Regions from separate parts of the Homo sapiens genome. Here region 2 is linked to region 1. The links are chromatin loops, found by intact Hi-C in ENCODE. Cell type or tissue: IMR-90. All regions are shown on one strand. Each heading gives the region's core, and the rest is flanking DNA. Links, peaks and the distances in the headings are about the cores only. Region 1 overlaps LOC105375523 (a long non-coding RNA gene). Region 2 overlaps DGKI (diacylglycerol kinase iota).

Region 1 (8,340 bases), core at 99-8,098:
TGGAGGTTTGAAGCCAAGTCGGAATGAAACAGAGACGTCAGGAAGAGAAAGAATTCAAAAATAAGAGAAAAAAATTGACATGTGTAGTCTAGGAAAAAGGTTTACTAGGTAGCCAAAAATATGAGCCTGAGGCTCAGAAGAGAAGACAAGGTGAACCAATATCAGATTTTTCTTCTTCTCAAAGTTCAAGGAGAATTTAGAAACAGGTCATCAGTCACCGGACTCAGATTTTAAAGGTAAGAGTTACATCTTAGTCATCTTGTTTATTGTCAGCACCTGGCAAAGTTCCTGATACATAATAGATGTGCAATAAAGGAATGAACATCTATTATGTATCATTTATCTATCAATAAATGAACATCTATTATGTATCATTTATCTATCAATGAATGAACATCTATTATGTATCATTTATCTACCAATGAATGAACATCTATTATGTATCATTTATCTATCAATGAATGAACATCTATTATGTATCATTTATCTATCAATAAATGAACATCTATTATGTATAATTTATCTATCAATGAATGAACATCTATTATGTATCATTTATCTATCAATAAATGAACATCTATTATGTATCAGCTTAACATCTATTGCTTGTAAAGCTGAACTGAAGTATATTAAAAGGAAACAGTTGGAGACTCTGCAAATAATTTCTGCCAAAGTCATAGTTTTGGCTAAGATCTTCCCTGTTTGCCCAATGGTATGAAGACAAATAGAAAGAGGCATGTGAATACACTGAACACCCTGCATTAGAGACAAGTGGGAACCACAGGCAAGCTGTGCAAGCTGATGCAGAGCCTGGCAGAGAGGAGGGAGGGGCCAGCCACCCAGGTGTCCTGGAGGTGCAGCCCATGAGGAAGAACCAACTGTGATCCAGTAGTTGATACTTCCCAGGACTTGATTCCTAAGGAGCTGGTGGGGAATCTCTATAGATAGAATGAATTAGAATAAATTCAGAATAGAAAATTAAGTTTTGAATAGAACTCCAAGTACGTCCAACTTAGAAGAATCATTGAGAGTGAAAAAGCTATTACATTATTACTTTTCATTACTACATAGTAAAAAGGCTAAATATTTGATAACTCTAGGACAAATGGCCCCTAATCTATTAACATCATTCATTGTTCAGAAACGAAAGGAACATTACTTTGTACGACAGTACCACTATTATTCAAATGTATGGGGGTGCTGCTATAATAAGGAATGAAACGTTTACACTAAAAAGTAGTACTCATACTAATATATTTAGAAGCCTATAGTTTATGGCTTTTAACAACATCCAATTCATTATTTTTTCTAAAGTGTATTAATTGTGAATAATTTCAAAAGTACTGTAAAATTATTTTTAATACTATCAAGATTAAATAAAGATATTACATTCAATCCTTTAATATTTAAAGAAATTAATTTATGAAATTATATTAATTTATGTTAATTGTATTGTTATTAACTTATTAAATTTAAATAATTAAATGTAAAGATTTTATAATATTGTTCAAAAATCACATTCTGTCTTCTTTAAAGGGTAAGTTTTTTTACCCACTCTTTATTCTTCCCTCCTTTTCCTGGAAATTGATATTTCAATGTTTATATTTAATATTTTACATATATATATTCAAAACCACCATATATTGTTTTCTGTGGGGCTTCTAATGCTTAAATAAATGATATTATACTATATGGATCTAAATTGCTTTTTGTACTCAGTATTATGTTTTTAAGAGCTAGTCATTCAATTTCACTATTGTATAGTACTTCATTGTTTGAATAACTAGAGTTTATTAGTCCATTTTTTAATCTAGTGTTACTTAGGTTGTTTTCTTCTAACTTTTTTTCTATTGCAAACAGCATTGCAGTGAAGTTCCTTGCACATCTTCTTGTGCATATTTGAAAATCTAAAGACTGAGATGATAGACGTGAGAGTATGCACATTTAACAGAGTATTAAAATAGAAGTTTTGCCTGAGATCCTAAGATGATAGATAACAGTTATCAAAGTAAGATGCCAGACCAAGAAAAAATATCATGGTACTAAAAAGTAGTTTCACTACTCTTACACCCTCTACCCATATTGAATATTAAAAAGGGTCAGACTGTTGAAAATGAAGGAGAGAGAATTTGCAGTAAGAATTTCTTGTAGAGAACCATGCTGTAAGTCTCATCTGGTCCCTGATTCCTATCAAGGAGAGAGTAGGATAGGGAGCTACTTACTTCTCACATAAAGCCAATAAGTGGATCTTGAAAGGCTTAATTTGTGACTTGCAGTGTGCAGGACAGAGAGGGCTGGGGCCAAGTACCACCTACATAATATAAACAGCTTGCTCCTGCATTAACCTGTTCTAACCATGGGCCACTGCTGGCTAAATGCCCAATGGTTCGCAAGAGAGAGAATATTATGGGCCCATGATGAGCCTTCATTCCCTGAGGAGGTCGGCCACCCACCTGGCGGTGGGTTAGTTACATAACATCTCTCACACCTGGGTGGCGGGTTCGTTACATAACATCTCTCACACCTGGGTGGTGGGTGGAAGGGGGCAGCAATGAGTTCACTGGAATTGAGACACATTCTACATCTGTGCACGCCCTCCTTGACCACAGTGCCTCTGTCAGCACTGCCATCTGAGAGTTCACACGCATCTTCTCTATCAATATGGCAGCCTACAGGACCTCACCACAGAACAAGGGATTCATATGACAGCAATAGAGGTGTGTAAGAGGGCTTGTGGCCACAGGATTCTTTGGCTTTATAACATACTCAGAAGCAGTCAAACTGATGGAAGGCCCAAGGCTGGCTGAGGAGCCAACTGGGTGTCAAGACACGTGAAGTTAGCATGCTAGTCTCAAGGATGTAACATGCCAGGCATAGTGGCTCAAGCCTGTAATTCCAGTACTTTGGGAGGCCACAGTGGGCAGATCCCTTGAACCCAGGAGTTCGAGACCAGCCTGAGCAACATAGCAAAATCCTGTCTCTACAAAAAATACAAAAATTAGCCAGGCGTGATGACACTCACCTGTAGTCCTGGCTACTTAGGAAGCTGAGGTGAAAGGATCGCTTGAGCCTAGGAGGTCAAGGCTGCGGTGAGCCATGATCACACCACTGCACTGCAGCCTGGGCGACAGAGTGAGACCCTGTCTCCAAAAAAAAAAAAAAAAGTAACACAAAATTAGACAAGATGGCCAACCGGATGCAGCTAGAAGCACCTCTTCCACAAAGAGGAACCAAAATATCAAGTAAGACTTCAAACCTCCAACAGATCTTTTGAAAGAAAACACTGAAAGTCAATAGAGAGGTGATGCAGACACTGTGGCTGAAGAGGAAGGAGGGGGGACAGCCTGCTCTGTCACCAGGTGCCAGGACCTGCCCCTGAACCCAGACTGGACCCAAGAAAGGGGTAAATGAAGGCACTGCAGGGCACCACATGCCCACCATGGAGCCCTGAGTCCTAGCTACAGGAGTTCCCATGACCCCTGCAGATCTTTGGATTGGCAGGGGGAGTTGCCTAGACAAATGGAGAGGCACAGCGAGAACCTGCATGGAGCCCAGAAGGCTTTGCTGTGCTGGGCAGCTTGTGGCAAAACATGGGGCCAGAGTGAGGCTATCTGGTAAGGCTCTGGACGCGTATCCACTAAGGCTCTGGACGTCCATCCTGCACTAAGCAACTGCAGCTCCTGCTGTCTGCTGGGCCAGTAGAGAACAGGGTACGACCTCACTCACAGGCCTAAGAAACACCCCGCGGCCATTGTCGCCGATGAGGTGCAGATGAATCAAACTTCTCCTTGCCTGCTGGCCCTCCCAAGACCATCTGCCTGGCCACTCCCACAGGAGTATACCCCCAGCACAGCCTCCACTGCCCCATCTAAGCGTTGTGTTGGCAGCATGCCAGCAGCTCACTTCCCCCATCCCAGCTTTACTTTGGCCCCAAGGGACCAGAGGACAAATCCAAGGGCCAGGTCCCAATTCTCCAGGATTCGAGCACATCGCCCAGGGGCATTGAGTTAACAGTTGTGGCCTGATCTTGAGTAGCGGAGGAGCCCCCACTATCAGAACACAGAGTGTGGTGCTGGTTCATGCAGTGGTGTGGGAGCTGGGCACCCCTTCCTTTGCAAGGCCAGGTGGGGAAAGGCATGGCCTGATAGCTGCAGTTTCCCCCTCAGGGAGTCTGGCAGCCTGGAATGCCCAGTAGGGTTCAGCGATCTGGGCGCAGACAGCTTGGGATGAACTTAGCTGGTCAGGCTTGCTGGCTGGACCAGATGTGAAAGGGAGACTCACTGGATCAGGGGAGCTTAAACTGTGTGGGCCCCATGGCTGCCTGCTGGGCTGAAAACCCCGGTCCACTTCTCTTCCCCTAAGCAAGTTCTGTGGCACAGGAGGGTCTTCTTCGTCCCTTCCTGAAAGGTTGTCCTACCAGCCTGAGAGCTACCCCTATGCCTCCACCAAGGTCAGCGCTCACGTCGGCCTCAGAGAGGCTGATAATGGACTTGCCCAACCCAGCCACATCCAGCTTTGCCCCCTCCAGCTGCTCTCAGCAGAGCACAGAATGGTATCCCTGAGACCCCCACACCCTGCCCATCGCCAAGGACAGCCCAGTACTTCCCCTGTTCAACCAAGGCCAAGAAAAAATTCTACTGCCATCACTGCAATTGCCTCTCACCTGCAAGCGCTACTTAAAGGCCAGGAAGTCAACCTGCAGGGCCCATCACAACTTCAGCAGACGGCATAGTACAGCGCTCAGCTGGTTCATACCCATAAGTGCCACCTACTGGCCGGTAGCGTGAACTGCACAACCCAATATAATTTCCACCGAGGGAAGTGCACAGCACTGGAGAAAGAGATAAAACTTCTCCAGACCTGCCGTGAGGGATAGAGCTATCCAGCCCAGATACTACACTTTTCCCACAGTCTTCGCAATCTGCAGACCAGGAGATTCCCTCGGGTGTATACACCACCAGGGCCCTGGGTTTCAAGCACAAAACCGGGCGGCCCTTTGGGCAGACACTGAGATAGCTGCAGGAGGTTTTCTTCATACACCAGTGGCGCCTGGAATGCCAGCGAGACAGAACCGTTCACTCCCCTGGAAAGGGGGCTGAAGCCAGGGAGCCAAGTGGTCTAGCTTACCGGATCCCATCCCCACGGAGCCCAGCAAGCTAAGATCCGCTGGCTTGAAATTCTCACTGCCAGGCTGGGCAGGGTGGCTCATGCCTTAATTCCAGCACTTTGGGAAGCCAAGGTGGATGGATCACGAGGTCAGGAATTCAAAACCAGCCAGGCCAAGATGGTGAAACCCCATCTCTGCTAAAACTACAAAAATTAGCCAGATGTGGTGGCAAGCGCCTGTAATCCCAGCTACCTGGGAGGCTGAGGCAGGAGAATCACTGGGCAGCAGAAGTTGCACTGGGCCGGGATTGCGCCACTGCACTCCAGCCTGGGCGACAGATTGAGACTCCATCTCAAAAAAAAAAAGAAAAAAGAAAAAAAATTCTTGGAGTCTGAAGTCGACCTGGGGCACTTGAACTTGGTGGGTGGAGGGGTGTCCGCCATTACTGAGGCTTCAGTAGGCACTTTTACCCTCACAGTGTAAATAAAGCTACAAGGAAGTTTGAACAGGGTGGAGCCAACCACAGCCCAGCAAGGCTGCTGCGGCCAGACTGCCTCTCTAGATTCCTCCTCTCTGGGCAGGGCATCTCTGAAAATAAGGCAGCAGCCCCAGTCAGGGACTTATAGATAAAACCCCCAGCTCCCTGGGACAGAGCACCTGGGGGAAGGGGCAGCTGTGGGCACAGCCTCAGCAGACTTAAACGTCCCTGCCTGCTGGCTCTGAAGAGAGCAGCGGGTCTCCCAGCACAGCGTTCGAGCTCTGCTAAAGGTCAGACTGCCTCCTCAAGTGGGTCCCTGACCCCCATGTATCCAACTGGGAGACACCTCCCAGTAGGGGCCAACAGACATCTCATACAGGAGAGCTCTGGTGGGCATCTGGTAGGTGTCCCTCTGGGACAAAGCTTCCAGAAGATGGAACAGGCAGCAATCTTTGCTGTTCTGCAGCCTCCACTGGCAATACACAGGCAAACAGGGTCTGGAGGGACCTTCAGCAGACCTGCAGCAGAGGGGCCTGACAGTGAGAAGGAAAACTAACAAACAGAAAAGGAATAGTATCAACATCAACAAAAAGGACACTCACTCAGAGACCCAATCCGAAGGTCACCAACGCCAAAGACCAAAGGTAGATAAATCCACGAAGATGGGGAGAAACCAGTGCAAAAAGGCTGAAAATTCCAAAAACCAGACTGCCTTTTCTCCTCCAAAGGATCACAACTCCTCACCACCAAGGGAACAAAACTAGACAGAGAATGAGTTTGACTAATTGACGGAAGTAGGCTTTACAAGGTGGGTAATAAGAAACTCCTCCGAGCTAAAGGAGCATGTTTTAACTGAATGCAAGGGATCGAAGAAACTTGAAAAAAGGTTAGATGAATTGCTAACTAGAATAACCAGTTTAGAGAAGAACATAAATGAGGTGATGGAGCTGAAAAACACAGCACGAGAACTTTGTGAAGCATACACAAGTATCAATAGCTGAATCGCTCAAGCGCAGGAAAGGATAACAGAGATCAAAGATCAACTCAATGAAATAAAGCGAGAAGACAAAATTAGAGAAAAAAGGGTGAAAAGAAACAAAAGAAGCCTCCAAGAAACACAGGACTATGTGAAAAGGCCAAATCTACATTTGATTGGTGTACCTGAAAGTGACAGGGAGAATGGAACCAAGTCGGAAAACACTCTGCAGGATATTATCCAGGAGAACTTCTCCAACCTAGCAAGACAGGCCAAAATTCAAATTCAGGAAATACAGAGAACACCACAAAGATACTCCGCGAGAAGAGCAACCCCAAGACACATAATTGTCAGATTCACCAAGGTTGAAATGGAGGAAAAAATGTTAAGGGCAGCCAGAGAGAAAGGTTGGGTTACCCACAAAAGGAAGCCCATCAGACTAACAGTGGATCTCTCAGCAGAAACTCTACAAGCCAGAAGAGAGTTGGGGGCCAATATTCAACATTCTTAAAGATAAGAATTTTCAACCCAGAATTTCATATCCAGCCAAACTAAGCTTCATAAGCAAAGGAGAAATAAAGTCCTTTACAGACAAGCAAATGCTGAGAGATTCTGTCACCACCAGGCCTGACTGCACTAAACATGGAAAGGAAAAACCAGTACCAGCCACTGCAAAAATATACCAAATTGTAAAGACCATTGACACTATGAAGAAACTGCATCAACTAATGGGCAAAATAACCAGCTAGCATCATGACAGGATCAAATTCACACATAACAATATTAACCTTAAATGTAAACAGGCTAAATGTGCCAATTAAAGACACAGACTGGCAAATTGGATAAAGAGTGAAGACCCATCAGTGTGCTGTATTCAGGAGACCCATCTTATGTGAAAAGACACATATAGGCTCAAAATAAAGGGATGGAGGAATACTTACCAAGTGAATGGAAAGAAAAAAGAAGCAGGGATTGCAATCCTAGTCTCTGATAAAACAGACTTTAAACCAAAAAAGATCAAAAGAGACAAAGAAGGGCATTACGTAATGGTAAAGGGATCAATTCAACAAGAAGAGCTAACTATTCTAAATATATATGCACCCAATACAGGAGCTCCCAGATTCATAAAGCAAGTTGTTAGAGACCTACAAAGAGACTTCGACTCCCACACAATAATAGCGGGAGACTTTAAAACCCCCACTGTCAATATTAGACAGATCAACAAGACAGAAAATTAACAAGCATATCCAGGACTTTAACTCAGCTCTAGACCAAGTGGACCTAGTAGACATTTACAGAACTCTCCATCCCAAATCAATAGAATATACATTCTTCTCAGCACCATGTCACACTTATTCTAAAATTGACCACATAATTGGAAGTAAAACACTCTTCAGCAAATGCAAAAGAATGGAAATCATAACAAACAGTTTCTCAGACCACAGTGCAATCAAATTAGAACTCAGGATTAAGAAACTCACTCAACACCACACAACTACATGGAAACTGAACAACCTGCTACTGAATAACTACTGAGTAAATAACAAAATTAAGGCAGAAATGAAGATGTTCTTTGAAACCAATGAAAACAAAGACACAACATACCAGAAACTCTGGGACACATTCAAAGCAGTGTGTAGAGGGAAATTTATAGCACTAAAATGCCCACAAGAGAAAGCAGGAAAGATCTAAAATTGACACCCTAACATCACAATTGAAAGAACTAGAAAAGCAAGAGCAAACATATTCAAAAGCTAGCAGAATACAAGAAATAACTAA
Region 2 (8,340 bases), core at 263-8,262, 1.5 Mb before region 1:
TGTACATCAGTTGCCATTGTTATAGGTGTCTATCTCAATTCCAAGGTCTTGGGTTAAGTTGTCTGTTTCCACGAAGGCATCTGCTTCTGAAATGAAGATATCGTGGAAGCTATGCCTTAGTTGTTTCATACAGCATGACACATTTGTGGTAAGAGTTGTTAAGTTGTACTGAGAATCTTGTGCCTTAAATTTTTGATGTTTTTCCCCAGAAGACTGAATGATCTATAGCTTGCAGCAGGAGCCTTCAGATAAATGAATGGAAAAAGCAAAACCTTTCTCAGGATGATGGGGGTGATTGGCTTTGATTAATAATATATTGTGATTACCAACAATATTAGAATGGAGGAATTTAGAATACAGAGGGGTAAAAAAATGTCAATCTATGGACATAAATCCTTGATTCCTCTGGAACGGGAAAATATTATAGACAGTAAGGGCACTGAAAAACTTTCAGAGTCTTTTATTAATGCCATAAAAGATATTGTAATTAAATCCAAGAGACATGCATTTAGATTTTTCAAAGATGATTCTAATAAAGTAACTATCTAGATTCAGCTAATTTGCAACACTGTCAGAAATTATAAAGATCTTGTTTACTATAATCCAATATAGATGAATATATATGTTTACATTTTGAAGATCTTGAATATTTATAACAATTTTAAGACTAGTAAAATTTGTATAGAAAATTTAGGAAATTTAGAAAACTTAGGTTTTCTATGGGTAAATAAACCCTAGTTTTGCAAAGTCTAGAATATTATGCTACCATTTTTACACTGTGAGAAAACTATGGAAAAGGCATATTATCAAACCAGCCTAATTTTCAAGGTTTCACATTAGTCACATTACCAGGCAAGGGTACACATATCAGCAGAAAACTAGGCTGAATAATTTGTTGAAGGAAAAAGCCAATAATTTGTGTATGTATTAGGGAGTTGGGTTATGGTGGGTTTTGCTGGTTAAAAACTGAAGGCTACACTCTGGATAAGACAGATATAGTCCGTAAGTCAGTAGATAGTTGGTTAAAACAAATGCCACTTTTTATCACTGAAAAAAGTTTTCAGTTAGGTTGGTGTGGGTCTGTACCTGGGTCACGTGAAGGTCTCAGTTGCTTATCTGCTTCCACTGGTGGAATGCCCAAACATCACAGTTGTTTGTCAACTTCGGAGGGTTGGAAGCAATTATGTTGAAACACCACAACCAGTTTGAGGTCTTCAAGCAAAGTGAAAATGGAAAAATTGTCTTGACACTAGTGTGTACCAAATCACTATGTTATTGCTATCCCATAGAATACCTTTATATGTGGTCCAACAGTTTGATTTTAAAATTTTCATCTTATTTTGCTAGAAACTTAACTTTGCCATTAATTAAATGTATGATAAACATTTTAGAGATGAAATATAAAATACATAAAAGTACTTTTTTTTTTTCAAAAATCATAGGAAGTATTTGTGTAGAAATGTTTGGAGTTCTGTGTTTTAAGATAAATATTAACGAAAGCAAATTGAGTCAGTCTTATTTTATAATTCCATGGGTTTGTCCTTTGTAATACTTTGTGAGCCTTGGACACGCTAGTGGATATGGAGAGGTTTATTTTGTTGTTTAAAGTTTTGGAGGTAGGAGGAATATCAACTCTTGTGTTGGATCAAATCAGATCAAATAGGGAATCAGCCTATGGTCAGAATATTCTCTCACCCCAAACAAAGTTAAATACAGAAATAATGAAATAAATTCAGCTTATCTTAAGTCAAGCCCTTTTTTTTTCTGGTTTCAGCCAAGGCTGTAAAACTGAGTGCCCTCTGGTACCTGCCCTAGATGACAGAAGAAGTCAGAAGGCAACAAAACTTTAGTACTCAGAATAAATCTGGTTTAAACTTTATTCCAAAGGCTCAATTTGATTGAAAAATCCCAAAGAACAAAAAAAGACCTTATTCCTCAATGTTCTTGGTATTTTTAATCCTGAAGTCAGTTGGATCCAAAGCATCTGGCCTCCCATCCCTATTTTCCTCTTTGACGGTACTGAACTAAACAGCTCTTAAAAATCACAGAGTCGGTTGAACTTCAGTCAGGGCATCTGTCAGTACCATATTAGCAGATTTGGGCCAACATTTAAAAATGAGTAATTGGGAATCTGGTTCATTTTGGCATGCTGAGAGCCTGGCCAGAGTCTTCCTATAGCAGGTGGTTTAATGGGAACTTGGTCCATGAAGGCTCTGATGTGCTCTATTTATGTCTCTGTGTTAGATGATAAGCCCGAAGCTATGGTTGCTGTGAGTCTGCCAGACAAGAATCTAAAACAAAGCACAGAGTTGATTACCACCAGGCTCATTGCCAAGGGCCCTGCCACAATACTGCATAAGTGTAGTGCCCAGTGCCCCAATTGTGATTGGCCTTATTGTTTGTTTCTAGTATCGGTCTGGCTGTTAGTACCACAGTGTATTGTATCTATTCTCTCCCAAAAACCAGAGGGCTAATACTTAGTAGCGAGGTGGGGCTAGATACACTCACCCTATATCATTGAGTAGAGCATCACTTAGTCACATATTAGACACCAGAAAGCTTTCTCGGCGAGATGGTGGAAGAGATTCTTGTTCATAGATCTTGGCAATAAAAGCACTCCTTAGCTTTATATAAACACACATTAAATACATAAGTAGGTAAAGTGTTATAAAGAGTTTTAAATGCATGGCCTCATTTGATGCTTATAACCACTTAGTGTTATAGGAGAGGTTTGTATTATTATTCCCATTTTCTCATGAAAGAGGAAGTTAGAAGAGTTAAGTGATTTGCCTAAGATCACTCAGCCAACAAGAAGATCCAAGAATGGTTCTGAGCTTTGCCGTCTCTCCTCAGCTTTTGTTTCATGCACAGCCATCTGATATCTAAGTGGAGAGAATGGTGGCCTGGTGATTGCATTTAAGACTTAATAATGATACATTTAAAACTGTAACATTTAGCAGACCTCTAGTTGTGGCTACTACTGCTGTCTTGCCACAAATTCTACTGTATTGATTTTTATCCATGCCGCATTTTAATATTGTGGACTTAAAAATGAACATCGGAATCCTACCATCTTTGCAGTGGCTGTAGGGGTTAGTTTTTTTGCCTGGAAGGATGCTGTGAGGAAACATTTTCAGGTGGCTTGGGTAAGGCTTATAATGTCTGGATAGCGTGAAGTTTGTAATTAGATCATGACAGAATAGCAGCAACTTTTTGTTCAATTAATCAGAAAATATCATGGCATGCCTATGATGTTCAAAGAACTATGCCAGTTTGCTAAGAACTAGACAAGGACTGACTGCCTTCAAAGAACTTACAGTTCCATTGAGAGATAATACATGTGCACACAAAATAACCAGCCACATAGGGCAGCTATTTATAATGGCAAGGGTAGGTACGAGGCAAGGCAAGCCTGTACAAGGAGAGGTCACAGTGAGTTGAGGTTATTTTGGAAGACTCTTGTAGATTTTTTAGTGGAAGCAAAATTTAGATACTGTATATGAAATGGGGGTAGGTTTCTAGATGGTATGTTGGGAGTGAAGAAACAGCCAAAAATAAATAAATAAATAGAACTATAAAAGAATAAAACATATTGTGGATATGAGTAGACCTGTCTCACTGCGGACAGGAATTTATAATGCAAAGGAGTGGAAGATAGATGTCAGAAAATTGGTGGGAAGATTATGGATGGCCCTGAATACCTGCATGAAGAGCTTGTTCTGTTAATCTGTAAGGAAAGAAGTGTCATTCAAGTATTTTGAATGGGAGGCAGAAACTTAGAAAGCATCATTTCACCGGGTGGCAGTGCCCAGGATAGAGTGAGGAATAAAGGGAGAAACAGACTATCAGTGGAGGGACAAGTTAGAAAATGGAGCAAAAATCCGGATGGGAGGTGACCCTCAGCAGAGCGTGATACCGGACTGGACAGAGGCACTCGGGTCTCACCCCGGCTTCTGCTGCTCTTTTCCTTCCCACACAGTAGCCACAAGGTGTCGCTGTAGCCTTTTTTTGCTCCCTGAAAAATGGCTTGGGGGATGATGAGGAGCTTTTCAAATGGCTGCAATGTGAAGTCATTTCTGCAGTTTTGGTGCCATCTTATTTCATATTGAACAGTTTAGCATCATCTTGGAAAATACCTGCATACCTCACCCTTTGGCCCACTAGACTCTGTGTCCTCTTGTAAGCTGTTCTGTTTAGGCGGTTGCAACTCTCAGGTGTTGGGGACTGTGGGGGTTGTTGCTGGCCCTGTAGTAGTAAACACATGGACATCAAAATTCAGCACTTAAGTCCGTGTGTGTGTGTGTGTGTGTGTGTGTGTGTGTGTGTGTGTGTCAGAAGCACTTTTTTTCTTCTTGGGAAAAGATACTGTCATTGACAGAGGAAGAAATAGCAGGAGTCCTTATCTGGGAGGAGAGGAACATATCAGGGGTCCTCAAGACCACCCCAGGTTCAGTGATTCACTAGGAGGACACACAGGACTCAGTGTATAGTGCTAATATCTATAGTTTATTACAACACAAGGATGCAAAGTAAAATCAACAAAGGGAAGGGCTCATGGCACAAAGTCTGGAGGAGGCCAGGCACAAGCTTCCAAGAGTCCTCTCCCAGGAGAGTCACACAGGATGTGCCTAATTCCTCCAGCAAAGTACTGTGAAACACATGTGGAAGGAATACTGGACTCAGTGTCCAGGGTTTTTATTGAGGCCTTTTCACATAAGCACTTTTCACATAATCACATAAGAGTTGCAACTGCCTAAACAGAACAGCTTACAAGAGGACACAGAGTCTAGTGGGCCGAAGGGTTAGGTATGCAGGTCTCTGCATTGCACATAATAAAATTCCAGACTTCCAGAAGGACAAAATGTACATTGGTGCAAAAAGTTTCTTTTCTGTCTTTTTTTTTTTTTTTTTAATTTTAATATAGAGATAAGGTCTTACTGTGTTGCCTAGGCTGGTCACAAACTCCAGGGCTCAAGCAATCTGCCTACCTCAGCATCCCAAAGTCCTGGAATTACAGGCATGAGCCACCATGCCCAGTCTGTGCAAACAGTTTAGGCCCAATGAGACTCTCTTAACTGTGCTGTCAATTGGAGAAACCCTCCTGCAATCCGAGTTCCCAGATGCCAACCAAGGGCCAACCTTGCAAGCAGCCTTTCTTTATTTTTTTTTAAATTTTTTATTTTATTATTTTTTTTGAGATGGAGTCTTGCTCTATCCCTCAGGCTAGGGGGCAGTAGCACGATTTTGGCTCACTGCCACTTCCGACTCTTGGATTCAAGAAATTCTCCTGACTCAGCCTCCCGAGTAGCTGGGATTACAGGCGCCTGCCACCAAGCCCAGCTGACTTCTCTATTTTTAGTACAGACGGGGTTTCCCCATGTTGGTCAGGCTGCTCTTGAACTCCTGACCTCAGGCAATCTGCCTGCCTCAGCCTCCCAAAGTGCTGGGATTACAGGCGTGAGCCACCACACCCAGCTGCAAGCAGCCTTTTTAAGGAGTCTGATTTGCTATGTTAACTCTTTTCTGCACAGGGAGTGAAAATACCGCTTAGGTTTTTGAGAAGGAGGTATTGATGGATACATTTTTCAAAACCCAGGAGAGTCTGACGTTAAGGTCATGTCTCTGGAAGTGGTAGTTCAGGTTGGAGCAAAAGTAGTGAAACCAGTCCTGGTTGTCTGTCCACATACAGAAGACTGGAGAGGTAGAAGAGAACTGGGATGGTGTGTTAGGAAATCAAGAGAGGAGAGAAGGCCGGGCGAGATGGCTCACGCCTATAATCCTAGCACTTTGGGAGGCCGAGGTGAGCAGATCATGAGGTCAGGAGATTGAGACCATCCTGGCTAACACGGTGAAACCCTGTCTCTACTAAAAAAATACAAAAAATTAGCCAGGCGTGGTGGCAGGCGCCTGTAGTCCCAGCTACTCGGGAGGCTCAGGCAGGAGAATGGTGTGAACCCGGGAGGCGGAGCTTGCAGTGAGACGAGATTGGGTCACTGCACTCCAGCCTGGGCTACAGACCAAGATCCCGTCTCAAAAAAAAAACAAAAACAAAAACGAGAGAGGTTCAAAAGGAGGAAATGCTCGGTAGTATATAAAGTACTGCAGATGGGCAGGGATTATGGGCGCTGAAAAATGCCATTGGGACATAATTTAATAATGTGGTAATTGATTTTCAACTTAAAATTATCTGTACACATTAAGCCAGACTTACTTAGCCAGTGCCTTGAATAGCTTTCCTGCCTATCACATCTTTCTGTTTTCTTTTGATCACCTTACAAAAGCTCTGTTTTAACATTTTTTATTGTGGCTTTGAATTTTTTGTTTGGGTTTAGATTTCACAGGCAGAGGGAAATGGATGAGCTTTGGGAAGGCTAAAAAAATTCTTTGTGCAATACTACATACTTCTCTCTGGCCATTATTTAGGGACAGCAGCAGCCGAAAATCACCTCTTCTGTTCTGGATGGAAAAGTAATTCAGTTTGTTCCTTTAAGAGGATTAGGTTTACCATTTCATTGATTTCATCGTTGCTTCCTGGTAAAGAATAAAAATTAAAAGCTGCTTGTTTTGAGTGGAGACATCTCAAGGGGCTTATGAAAGTGTCTGAATTTACTACTACACCGTTGGACTTCTCCCAGACCCGGAGTTCCAGTTATTGTCTCTCTGATATTTCATTTCTTTTTTTTTTTCTGGGTTCTCGGATGCTAAAGTTGTATAGACCCTCTGAGATGAATGATTATTGTTAGACAAGACCATGTGAACCAATAATGGCTTTTCCTTTGGTTATAATAAAAACATATCAGAACAACATTTATTTTTTCAAAAAGCTCTTTTTGTGTGGCTGACTTTGAGTAGTAGGTGGTCTAGGAAATACCAGCACCTCCTCTCTCTCTCACTTGAAATGCTTCAGGATTAGAAAATCATTGCAGGCAGAAAGTGGAGAGTGTGGTGCTCAATGTGGCCTTTGCAATTCTACTTACCTCCAGTGGTGGGTGACAGTCCTGGCCTTCTGGCCTTATTCACGTCATTGCACTTCAGGAGGGCAAATGTGCGCTGTAACTGAGGTGGTTTTAAATTATCTGTCTCTTGTTCTAATATCCCAGGGCTTCCAGCAAAAGTTCTCCTTCCACAGTAAAGAGATTGTGGCTATCAGCTGTTCCTGGTGCAAGCAGGCGGTAAGATTGGGATGAAATAAAGCAATGTGGGCTCATGTTTTGTCGAAATACACTTGTGTCATTATTTGAGTTTCTCCCTGGAAGTAGAAGGCATTCCTAATTTAATGTATTGCTTTTCTCATATAGGATCCTTGGAGGAAGAAAGACAGACTGAAACTATAGAACAATAGCATAGATGAGCTGGGATACACTAGAGAGATAAATTAACTTCTATATTTTATGTACATTAAAGCTTGGGGTCAAAGACTAGAAAATCCTCCCCTAATTCTAACACTGGGTCTAGAGTTGAGGACTTCTCACACCTAGACCACATTTTCCCTCCAGTACCTCTGTATTGTTGAGAACTCCTCTGGTATGAAGGTACAACATTAGAAGCAAAGCAACGTATGACCTAAGAGGTCCCTCCAACACAGGTGGACAGGAATCCTGGCTCTTCTGGTTTTAATGTTTAATGTGCATGACTTTTTATTTTGGGGCTAAGTGTGAGGATAAGAAGAGTGGTTCTTGTATGCTTTTTTAGGTTTGGATGTTGTCTGTACACTCATTGAAATGTAGCTCTTTCTTACATTTGAACATATATATACTCATTAGGATCTGATGGTAATGTCCCTATTTATTTTTCTTTAATCTACCTTTTTTCCCACTTTATTTAGAGCGTAATTCCTCGGTCTGTACCAGATGCTACATTTTCTTATTTGTTTGTACATGTGTACCTGTGTACCTGTTCTTTCTTTTACCACATAACATATAGTCTAACCCAGGTGTTGGCAGACTACAGCTCGTAGGCCAAGTCTGGCTGCCATCTATTTTTGTAAATAAAATTTCACTGGAATGCAGCCATGCCCAGTTATTTATATATTGTCTGTGGCTGTTTTTTTTCATTTATGTATTGTCTATAGACACTTTCATGCTACAATGGCAAGGATGAGTAATTGCAACAGAGGTGGATGATCCCATAAGCCTAAAATATTTATTCCCTGTGCCTTTATAGAAAAAGTTTGCTGATGCCTGCTGTAATTTCTCAATGTCCCTATTCTTTTGAATAAGTTGGAATATATAACCCCTTCATTGCACAGGGGACCTGCAAAGAAAAGGCTGTGGTGTCTTGGTGAGGTTAAAGGTTTGCAGAAAACTCCTGCCACTACACACATCACGCTAAACTAGCCAC

The links. Hi-C counts contacts between places; a loop is a spot of excess contacts. Peaks named below come from ENCODE experiments on the same cell type or tissue, not always from the same donor. Only the 100,000 strongest peaks of a DNase experiment are listed, where the experiment ranks them.
Region 2: it touches region 1 in a loop (12-fold over the local background); 2 of 110 quality-filtered maps call a loop at or near these places.

Annotation. Positions count from the first base shown.
Region 1 is chr7:136,111,871-136,120,210 of GRCh38, reverse strand. The region is part of intron 1 of LOC105375523 (a long non-coding RNA gene); the gene reads right to left. Among named protein-coding and RNA genes, the nearest start is that of MTPN, 140 kb to the right of the region's middle. RefSeq lists a silencer at 4,748-4,857. In IMR-90, for the core only: a CTCF peak has its summit at 4,775 (motif pointing left); no DNase peak of the experiment used is centred there.
Region 2 is chr7:137,622,315-137,630,654 of GRCh38, reverse strand. It overlaps DGKI (diacylglycerol kinase iota), which reads left to right. Exons shown (of 33, transcript NM_001321708.2): 7 at 7,101-7,172. Among named protein-coding and RNA genes, the nearest start is that of DGKI, 220 kb to the left of the region's middle. In IMR-90, for the core only: CTCF peaks have their summits at 3,983 (motif pointing right) and 5,252; no DNase peak of the experiment used is centred there.